2 separate regions of the Homo sapiens genome follow, and region 2 is linked to region 1. Evidence: chromatin loops called from intact Hi-C (ENCODE). Cell type or tissue: MCF 10A. All regions are shown on one strand.

The links. A loop is a pair of places that touch in the nucleus more often than their neighbours do. Peaks named below come from ENCODE experiments on the same cell type or tissue, not always from the same donor. Only the 100,000 strongest peaks of a DNase experiment are listed, where the experiment ranks them.
Region 2: a loop joins it to region 1, with 3 times the contacts of the local background. A loop is called at or near these places in 7 of 110 quality-filtered maps.

Annotation. Positions count from the first base shown.
Region 1 is chr11:85,939,639-85,944,638 of GRCh38, reverse strand. No RefSeq gene overlaps it. Among named protein-coding and RNA genes, the nearest start is that of CCDC83, 87 kb to the right of the region's middle. In MCF 10A, a CTCF peak has its summit at 3,091 (motif pointing left); a DNase peak (open chromatin) is centred at 3,078.
Region 2 is chr11:85,692,145-85,697,144 of GRCh38, reverse strand. SYTL2 (synaptotagmin like 2) reads left to right here. Exons shown (of 20, transcript NM_206927.4): 19 at 757-962; 20 at 1,805-2,916. The coding sequence ends at 1,950. Among named protein-coding and RNA genes, the nearest start is that of CCDC89, 8.4 kb to the right of the region's middle. In MCF 10A, a CTCF peak has its summit at 2,560 (motif pointing left); no DNase peak of the experiment used is centred here.

The DNA.
Region 1 (5,000 bases):
TGAAGCTGCCTATTCTGCCGCACCTTTGGTGTGGTGACATATATTATATTTGTGCAGGCTATGGCGGGTAACCACCCCATGGTGGCATTACCCAAAGCTGCTCTATACATCATGGTACCTGTGGTGGGGGCTAACCCCCACTAACCAGCCCCATCCATCATAGATGCTACAGGTCAGCCAGGGGGTGGGAATGCCATGGGTCTTATAGCACTCCCTAGCCAAAGCTTGCTGTGTCATGTTACAAACATTGGCCATGGGACCCCAAGTCTCTAACCATGTCTGGTTTTCTGCAGAAGCTGGATGTATGTGCCAGGGCAAGTCATCTGCAGCTGCTACGGGAAGGGTGGTGCAGATCCAACAGCTGGACACATTGGTCATCTCAGCATAGCCCATTCCACAATGCTGTTAGAGCATGTCAACTTATGGTCAGAATGACAAAGCAGGCACACACAGGTAAATCACTCTTCTGAGGCAAAATACAAGCCAACCTTTTATCTCTGGATAACAATGCAGCCGCCAAGGGCTTCTGCCCTGGGCAATGGTACCACAGCTTCTCAGCTCCCCATGGTTTCTTTGTGTCCTGTATTTGTGCCAAAGTCACTGGGGAGCTCACAATAGGCCATACAGACAATACAAGGAGGGGGGTTCCTTCCCTGAGCATTCCCCTACGAACGGTCAATCATGGAAGCCATATATTGAATACCCAAGGAGTGACATGTAAATCATACTGTAGGCCCTCCCCCCAGAGGGCTACCATAGCCAACCATTGGCAATGGGGGACTTGAAGGGTCCATGTTCAAAGCCAGGTTTTTTGTTCCCCTGCCTTTAGGGGCATTAGGGCAGGCAACCACAGGTTACTGTTGGTCCCCATACCTGGTCAGAGGAGGTCATCCTTCTTTCCATAGGTCTTGCCACATGGCCTGGCCCCAAATGGGCCAGTGACCAACTAGCCAATCGTGTAACTTCCAGGTAGTTAACCACAAGGTCAGGCCTCAGTAAACTGCCCAGCTACTGGGGCAGATTACCATAGGTGTCTCCTTCTTGGTGATCACCATCCATACTGCCCCGAGTTCAGCTCACTGACTTTGTCCACCTCCAGTATCAAACCATATGGTATCAATACTAGGCTGGACCGCAACAGCAGTCCAGGCAGCAGTAACACCCTGGCTGGACCCATCTTTATACCATGCTCCACTGGGAATGGAAGAGGTGCCTGCCCCTCTTTAAATGGTAATGGCTCAGGGTTTAAGGGTGCCTCAGGTTGACCCATGGCCTTATCTTGCATCAGGACTACAGGTCCCAAGACTTCTTGTAATTCTGCTGATAAGGGGCTTTTACTCAGGGTACTCTGCTGTTTTGACTAGGCTCCCCACTTTGCTAAGGTAGATGTCTGTGCCATCCCAGTCCGGAGGGTCATTACCCGTGAAGGTACCCACCCCACTATTGGGTAAGTCATCTACAGGCATGACTACTGTTGTTTGTCCCATCACACTCTCACAAGCCTGAAGGGTGGCATATGCAGCTATTAACTCCTTCCCTATCAATGAATACCAGAGCTCAGCTTCCTTCCAAAGTTGGGACCAAAAGCCTGCCAGTATTCTAAAGCCCTCTGTGTGCTGCCATAGGCCTTGCCAAAAGCATCTGTGGTCACACGCACATCAAGTTCAAATGGGCGCCCCGATCAATTACTTGTAGGGCCTGTGCTTGCTGTATGGCCCACTTGGCTGCCAGAAAAGCCATCTCAGCCTCATTGTCCCAATCCCAAGTAGTTCCCATTTTTGTCAACTGACACAACGGTTTTACCATCTGAGCCAAATGGGGTACAAATGCCCACCAATATCCCAAGAGGCCTACAAAAGTCTGTAGTTGCCTCATTGTTGTGGGCCGGGTATATGCCTGAATTTTATCAGTGATGGCCTCTGGTATAGCCTTTGTTTTACCCAAGCAGATAACTACCAATAATTTGGCAGACAGTTCAGGCCCTTGGACCTAGGATTTGTTGACTGCCCAACCTCATGCTGCCAAATGTTGTTGTAAAAGGGGTGCCACCACTTCTGAACCTGCAAGAGAATCAGAGGTTAACATAATATCATCAATATAATGGAATAGGTGGATTCCCTTTGGACACTTCCAGGCGGCTAAATCCGTGGCAAGGAGACCATGATGTATGATGGGGCTACACATATAGCCCTGCGGCAGCACTGTGAAAGTCCACTGTTGCCCTTCCCATGTGAAGGCAAACTTCCTGGCTCTCTGGAGCAATGTCAACTGAGAAGAATGCATTGGCCAAGTCCACCACATAGTGGTACTCTCCCAACTTCATTGTCAAGGGGTCCATCAAATCCATGATAGAGGGTACAGCTGCATGTAAAAGGGGTATTACTTTATTTAGTTCTCAATAATCCACTGTCATCTGCCAAGTTCCATCAGGCTTCTTGACTGGCCATACTGGAAAATTGTAGGGTCTGTAGGTGTTACACATTATCTGCACCTTTTCTAACTTCTTAATAGTCTCAGTTATCTCTGTATGCTCACCTGGCAAGTGGTATTGACACGTGGAAGTAATCCATAAGGGTTGTGGCAGGACATGGAGCTAGTGATGTGTATGTCTGTGGAGTACCAGCTTAACCCCACATACTTGGAGTCTGAATTCCCCATCCGTGGTTTGTAAAGCCAAGCCATGTAAAGTATCCACCCCCAAAATGTATTCAGGTATGGGAGAAACATAGTTTATAAGTGGGGAGCCAAGCAGCCAATGCCAAGGTGCAAAGATGCAGGTTTCACTTTCACTGACTGACCTCTATAGCCATCTATATATGCAGCCTTGCCTGGAAATTTATCCAGGTTCCCACAGACGAGAGTACAATCTGTGCCAGTGTCTACCAGCACCAGCACCCGCTGTATGTTGGTGGGGGACCAGTGGATTGTCAATTCCACTTGTGGCCTCCAGTTGTCCAGTGTTCCCCCAAGCCGAGCACCTCGGCCAGTTCCCTTATCAAACACAAAAATTTCTATACCTCCATCCATCTGCAAGTAGTGCTTGAGATGGAGTGGCCGGGGGTACTGAGCTGAGCAGCATCATCCTGCCACCTCTTGGGCATTTTCTGGAATTGCTGCTCCAGGGACAGTTGCCTCTACAAAGTTAACGGCACTTCATTGGGTTGCCTATCAATTTTCTCTTGGTCAACCCTATCCAAAATCAAATCAATCTATATCTGGTGGCATGTGGGTCATCCACTGGGGCCCCTTTTTGTCCCATGAGGTGGCACCCTGCAGAAGGGGTACTGTTCCCCTTTTTATGGTGTAGATTCCTAGGTCCCACTAATGGCCCTTTGCTTCCCCAAGGGCCGCCATGGCAGTAGTCACTTCAAGTATGTGGCACCCCACATATGGAGTGAGGAGAGCGGCCAGGGAGCCGAAGGCACTTGGCGGGGCAGAGCCCAATACAAGGTCCCTCATGTGGGAGGTAAAGCGTTCATCATCTGGCCCTCAGGTATTCAGATCGAACATAGCCTGCCATATACCCATCTCCCAAATTACTTGCACCAAATCTGTATACAACTGCCATTTACTCACAGTTTCTGGTATTTCTCTGGTGTCATTCCATACCATTTGTATGGCCACCATCAGCCATTCAATTAGGGTGTGCCTATGTCCTGAATGGTATTGTCTAGGTTTCCTTCTAGGGTTTTTATGATTCTACATCTTACATTTAAATCTTTAATCCATCTTGAGTAAATTTTTGTATAAGGTGTAAGGAAGGGGTCCAGTTTCAGTTTCCCGAATATGGATAGCCAGTTTTTCCAACACCATTTATTAAATAGGGAATCCTTTCCCCATTTCCTGTTTTTGTCAGCTTTGTCAAAGAGCAAATGGTTGTAGATGTGTGATGTTATTTCTGAAGACTCTGTTCGTTCCATTGGTCTATATATCTGTTTTGGTACTAGTACCATGCTGTTTTGGTTACTGTGGCCTTGTAGTATAGTTTGAAGTCAGGTAGTATGATGCCTCCAGCTTTGTTCTTTTTGCTTAGGATTGTCTTGGCTATACGGGCTCTTTTTTGGTTCCATATGAAATTTAAAGTAGTTTTTTAAAATTCTGTGAAGAAAGTCAATGGTAGCTTCATGGGTATAGCACTGAATCTATAAATTACTTTGGGCAGTATGGCCATTTTCACAATATTGATTCTTCCTATCCATGAGCATGGAATGTTTTTCCATTTTTTTTGTGTGTCCTCTCTTAATTCCTTGAGCAGTGGTTTGTAGTTCTCCTTGAAAATGTCCTTCACATCCCTTGTAAGTTGTATTCCTAGGTATTTTATTCTTTGTAGCAATTGTGAATGGGAGTTCCGTAATGATTTGGCTCTCTGTCTATTATTGGTGTATAGGAAGGCTTGTGATTTTTGCACATTGATTTTGTATCCTGAGACTTTGCTGAAGTGGCTTAGCAGCTAAGGAGATTTTGGGCTGAGAGGATGGGGTTTTCTAAATATACAATCATGTCATCTGCAAACAGAGACAATTTGACTTCCTCTCTTCCTATTTGAATACCCTTTATTTCTTTCTCTTGCCTAATTGCCCTTGCAGAACTTCAATACTATGTTGAATAGGAGTGGTGAGAGAGGGTATCCTTGTCTTGGAAGCACAGCCATTTTCCTTATATAGTCACTTGATATTTTCTTCTGACTCAAATTCACACTGTGAAGGAAAAACTGCCACAACTAACAAATTAGGTGGGATTCTTAACATGTTATGACTGGCTTGCTTTAAAATCATGATCCGAACTCTCCAAGTGTGAGAGAAAAAATCAATTTCTGTTGACCTGCTGAAATCAGTGAGTTGCCACATAGGCTGTTTTTGTTGGTTACTAGAAGCTGTTTGATTTGTCCCAGTGGAAAGTAAGTTTTTTTTTTTTCCTGAGAAAAATAGAGATAAATCTTACCTATAACAAGTTTACCATTCTTTAAAAAATGGCAACTTCACTCCATTTTGAAGTGTAAG
Region 2 (5,000 bases), 250 kb after region 1:
CTTTATAGATGTCAGCTGGTAAGATTTTTTTGGCTCAAGTCAGCCTCATTCTAAGACCAAGTCAGTCAGTCACATTCTGAGACCATTCACAGACCTTCTTGCCTTGTGTTGCCACTTGTATTGTCTTATATTGCCACTTACAAGAGGCATGGTAGGTTAAAGTTCATTTAATTGTTATCATAAATGAAATGTAAGTGATTGTAAAAAAAAAATTACATAATTTATTTCCAAAGTCAAATCTAGCAATTTGGAGAGGTTTCTCTTCTTTTTCTATTCTGTATAACACAAATGTCTTAGGCTATCACAGCTAATCAGGATAGCCTGTGCTTGCAAATTTTAAAGGAATCCTCAAATGATTACTAGCATATTAAGCACTTACTAAATGCAGGCATGGAGCTAAGTGTTTTGCATATGTTATTTAATTCTAATTTTAGCCTTATGAAATCAGCATCACCATTCCCATTTTATAGATGAAGAAGCAAGTGTCCGTAAGGTTGAGTAACTTTCCCTAAAATGCATACCCAGGAGGTAGCAGAGTCAGGATTCAAACCAAGTATAGCTGACTCTAGGTCCAGAGTCTTTTCAGCATGATGTGTTCCTACCCCCTACCCCACTGTCTGCCAAACCACCACCACCACTATCTCTCCACATCTTTTCCTCCATTGTCAATCTTTAATAGCTGTGTTGTTATGTATTGAAAGCATGAATGTTCACTATCTTACTAAAATGCTCCCACAATCATGCCTCTTTTTGTAGTACCATCCTTCCAGATACAAGTAGGAAAAGTCGCCAGAAGACAAGAGCTGTAGGGAAAACCACCAACCCTATCTTCAACCACACTATGGTGTATGATGGGTTCAGGCCTGAAGATCTGATGGAAGCCTGTGTAGAGCTTACTGTCTGGGACCATTACAAATTAACCAACCAATTTTTGGGAGGTCTTCGTATTGGCTTTGGAACAGGTACTGTTTGCTACATTTTTAATTCTCCATGAGCCAAATTTTTCTAGAGATACTAGAGGTTTGTTTGTTGCTTTGCTTCTTCCCAGTGAAAACCGAGATATCCTGAAAACAGATATCTCTTAAGTATAGTGAAATAAATGAGTAAAGAAATGTCAGGTTGTATGCCAAGGGCTCCAGATATGAGGATTAACAGGGTGAAGTGTCTCTGCATATAGAGTTTAAGTTATTGTGGCAGTGGCAGGGACAGAAAAGCCTTCATCACTAGTCTGCCCTGCAAAAACATTTATGGTCCTTCAAGGCTAAATATATGCTTTGAGTAATAACAATAACATTTTTGGAGCACCAGTCACTGTATTAAATGCTTCATTTACATTATTTCATTGAATCCTCACAAGTCTATGAGGTAGTTACTAATGTTACCCCAAAGGAACTGATAGTCCAAGAAAGTAAGTAACATAGCTACAAAGTGGCAGAGCCAAGATTCAAAATTGAGTCTGTTAGACACTAAAGCCTTAGTCACACTAACCTAGAGATTATCTAGTGTCATCTCCAACCCAGTGCAGGAGTCCTCCCAACTCCCTTATTCCCTGATGAATTTTCATCTGGCCTTTACATTAACTTGAAGAAAAATCATTGCTCTAGGAATTATGGTAATGATTACAAACATGAAGTCACTCAGACAATTGAACAGTTCTTCCTTATGTTGAGTCTCACATCTGCCCTCCCAGTGAAGAAAGCTCCTCCTAGCTTCCACTGGTGGTTATAATTAGGGAATAACTTTCCCTCTTTCCCCTACCCCCAATGAGCTGTTTCTTTCTAAATGCAAAGCTTCCTTTTTTCAGGTAAAAGTTATGGGACTGAAGTGGACTGGATGGACTCTACTTCAGAGGAAGTTGCTCTCTGGGAGAAGATGGTAAACTCCCCCAATACTTGGATTGAAGCAACACTGCCTCTCAGAATGCTTTTGATTGCCAAGATTTCCAAATGAGCCCAAATTCCACTGGCTCCTCCACTGAAAACTACTAAACCGGTGGAATCTGATCTTGAAAATCTGAGTAGGTGGACAAATATCCTCACTTTCTATCTATTGCACCTAAGGAATACTACACAGCATGTAAAAGTCAATCTGCATGTGCTTCTTTGATTACAAGGCCCAAGGGATTTAAATATAACAAAATGTGTAATTTGTGACTCTAATATTAAATAAGATATTTGAACAAGCTAGGAAAATTGAATTTCTGCTGCTGCTTCAAAGAAAAAGCTGCCCCAGAGCATTAAACATGGGGTATTGTTAAGAAGCAAAATGTTCTTGTTTGCCATCATGTGTTTCACACCACAATTCTGTGCCACAGTTAAGAGGGTCTGGTACCCTTGCAGGACCTTTGTAGGTTGTGGGAAAAAGTCGCAGAAAGATACTCAAAGTGGAGCAGGGAATGGAGACAGACATCAGTGATGATAAAAAAAAAAATGGACCTTAAGAAACTATTTACTCTGTAATCTCTAATAAAATATGGAATTCCATATTAGGGCAATGAGACTGAAACTACTGGTGTTTTTCTGCCTTGAGAAAACAAACAGTTAAAACAAGCCTCAAATGTATTTTAGTGCCACCCACTGGCCATAGGTACAATTCAGTTGTTGGCTTGTTTTGACTTAATTCTAAAATAGGTCTCAAGCCTGTATTTTTATGAGTTTATTTTTTTAAAACCCTGCATATATATGATTGTTTTTCTTATAACTTTACTATATGAAAGCAGCATAAGAGTAGTCACAAACATGTTTTGCAACAAAGTTTTAATTAGAATGTAAGTTGCTCAGTTATACTGTTCTTCTTATGTATGTAAAATTTTCGTATTTTGTAAAAACCCTTAGAATAAATTATCATTTGATTTAAATTGTATTAGAAAATTAGCGTGACTTCTCATTTTAAATAAAATATTTTAGGAATTCTAAACATCTAAATTTCCTAACAAGGCTAATGAACTTCTTCTGGGCTAATGTTTCTGCAGTCTTCACTGCAATTCTGGGCATCATCTCCCCTAAGTGGGCAACTTTGGCTATGTTATTAAGAGTAGGATTTTTATTTTTATTTATTTTGTTTTAAAGGACATAGCAGATCTCAAGGATTTTTATTTTTTTTTAAGTAGTTAAAATGCTTTGGGGATGATTTTAGTATATGAAGCACATTACTCTCCCTTAGGACCCAACCAGCTTAATTTTCTGAAAACAAGCACTGATTTAATGTAGGTTCAAGAAAGCCTGAGTGACAGGCGAACATGGGATCTTACAACAAGCATCTCATAAATGTCATTGAAAACAACTAGAATGCTTGCCTGTTCTTCCTGAACAGATACTAGAACGTTCTACCCACTTGTCAATAAGAGTGACTAATCTAGGTCAATGCCCTTTCCATTGTCTCCTCAGGTCTTTTTTTTTTTTTTTTTGAGATGGAGTGTCGCTTGGTCACCTAGGCCGGAGTGCGCTGGCGTGATCTCGGCTCACTGCAACCTCTGCTTCCCGGGTTCAAGCAGTTCTCCTGCCTCAGCCTCCTGAGTAGCTGGGATTACAGGTGCCCACCACCATGCCCGGCCAATTTTTGTATTTTTAGTAGAGATGGGGTTTTACCACGTTGGCCAGGCTGGTCTCGAGAATTCCTGACCTTGCGATCTGCCTGCCTCGGCCTCCCAACCCAGGTTTTTTATTAGAGTGCTTAGTCTAGCTCTATTTATCATTCCCGCTCTGACCTTAAGGAAGGGCAAAATGAGCTAATTAGAGTCACGCTTCTAGAGCACAGCGGTAGAAGCACAAACCCTGTTCTGGCTTGTGCCAGATCATAGTACAAGCTACTTCCTCAGGCTTTCTTTCAGTTACCTGTAAAACCAGCATCCAGCCAGCTCTGGAGCAATAATGAGATTGGCTCCATTATCTCCCCATCTAGGACCAGGACTGCCTGTCTCATCCTATCCCCCGATCCCTCATCTTCAAAACACCAAAGTGGGAAATAGAACCCCCCACCTTCTTTGCATCTATCCACAGCACTTCTGACTGCCTCAAGAAGTCCAAGGAGAGGTTTCACATGAAAAAAAAATATAAATCATAAATTTAATCTTCCCTGGTTCAAAAGGAAGGCTAAGTGTGAGCTTCATGCTTTATAAAATGTAAGCACGGCTGGGTGTGGTGGCTCATGCTTGTAATTCCAACACTTTGGGAGGCTGAGGCAAGAGCATTGATTGAGGCCAGAAGTTCAAGACCAGCCTGGGAAGCATAGCAAGATCCCATCTCTAGAAAAACTAAAAAAATTAGCTGGGCATGGTGGTGTGTGCCTGTAATCCTAGCTACTTGGGAGGCTGAGGTGGGAGAATTGCTTGAGCCTAGGAGTTTGAGGCTGCAGTGAGTTTTGATTGTGCCACTGCACTCCAGCCTGGGAGACAGAAGGAGATCCTGTCTCTTTAAAAAAATGTAGGCAACTTGAATTCTTTAGTGAACTCAGGTTGACATGCTTTTGAGTCAGTGTAACTTTTAGGCAAAGACCCTCCTAAAACTTCAAAGTACATTTTTCTAAGCTAGAGGCATTCCTTGAACTGCATATTTTAGGGCTTTTTTTTTTCAGAAGCCCAACTGGTAATAAGCCAAAAAGGAGGATTTATTGGAAATATACTGGGTTAGCTCACAGAGTAAAGAAGTACTGCGGGAACCTAGGTTATTTTGGGGACTTGCAGGCTGGAACTAGAGACTCAGATGTGGTCTCTTTTCTTCAGGGAGTGAGAAATAGCACCTCAGCCAGGTTCAACATCACAACCTCTCAGCTAAAGCACTTCTCTTTCCTAGGTTCAGCTTGAGAGACCTATGGTGGAAACTGGCCAGGTCTGTGTCATATGCCCACCTATTGGACCATTCACTGTGGATGGTGTAATATGATTCACCTAGCCTGGGTAATGTGCCCACCCTGTGGCCAAAGGAAAATGGTTCATTATTAGAAGAATGGGATGTTATATAGACACTGGTGAAATCAAGAGCTAGGTATACATGCAATTTGTT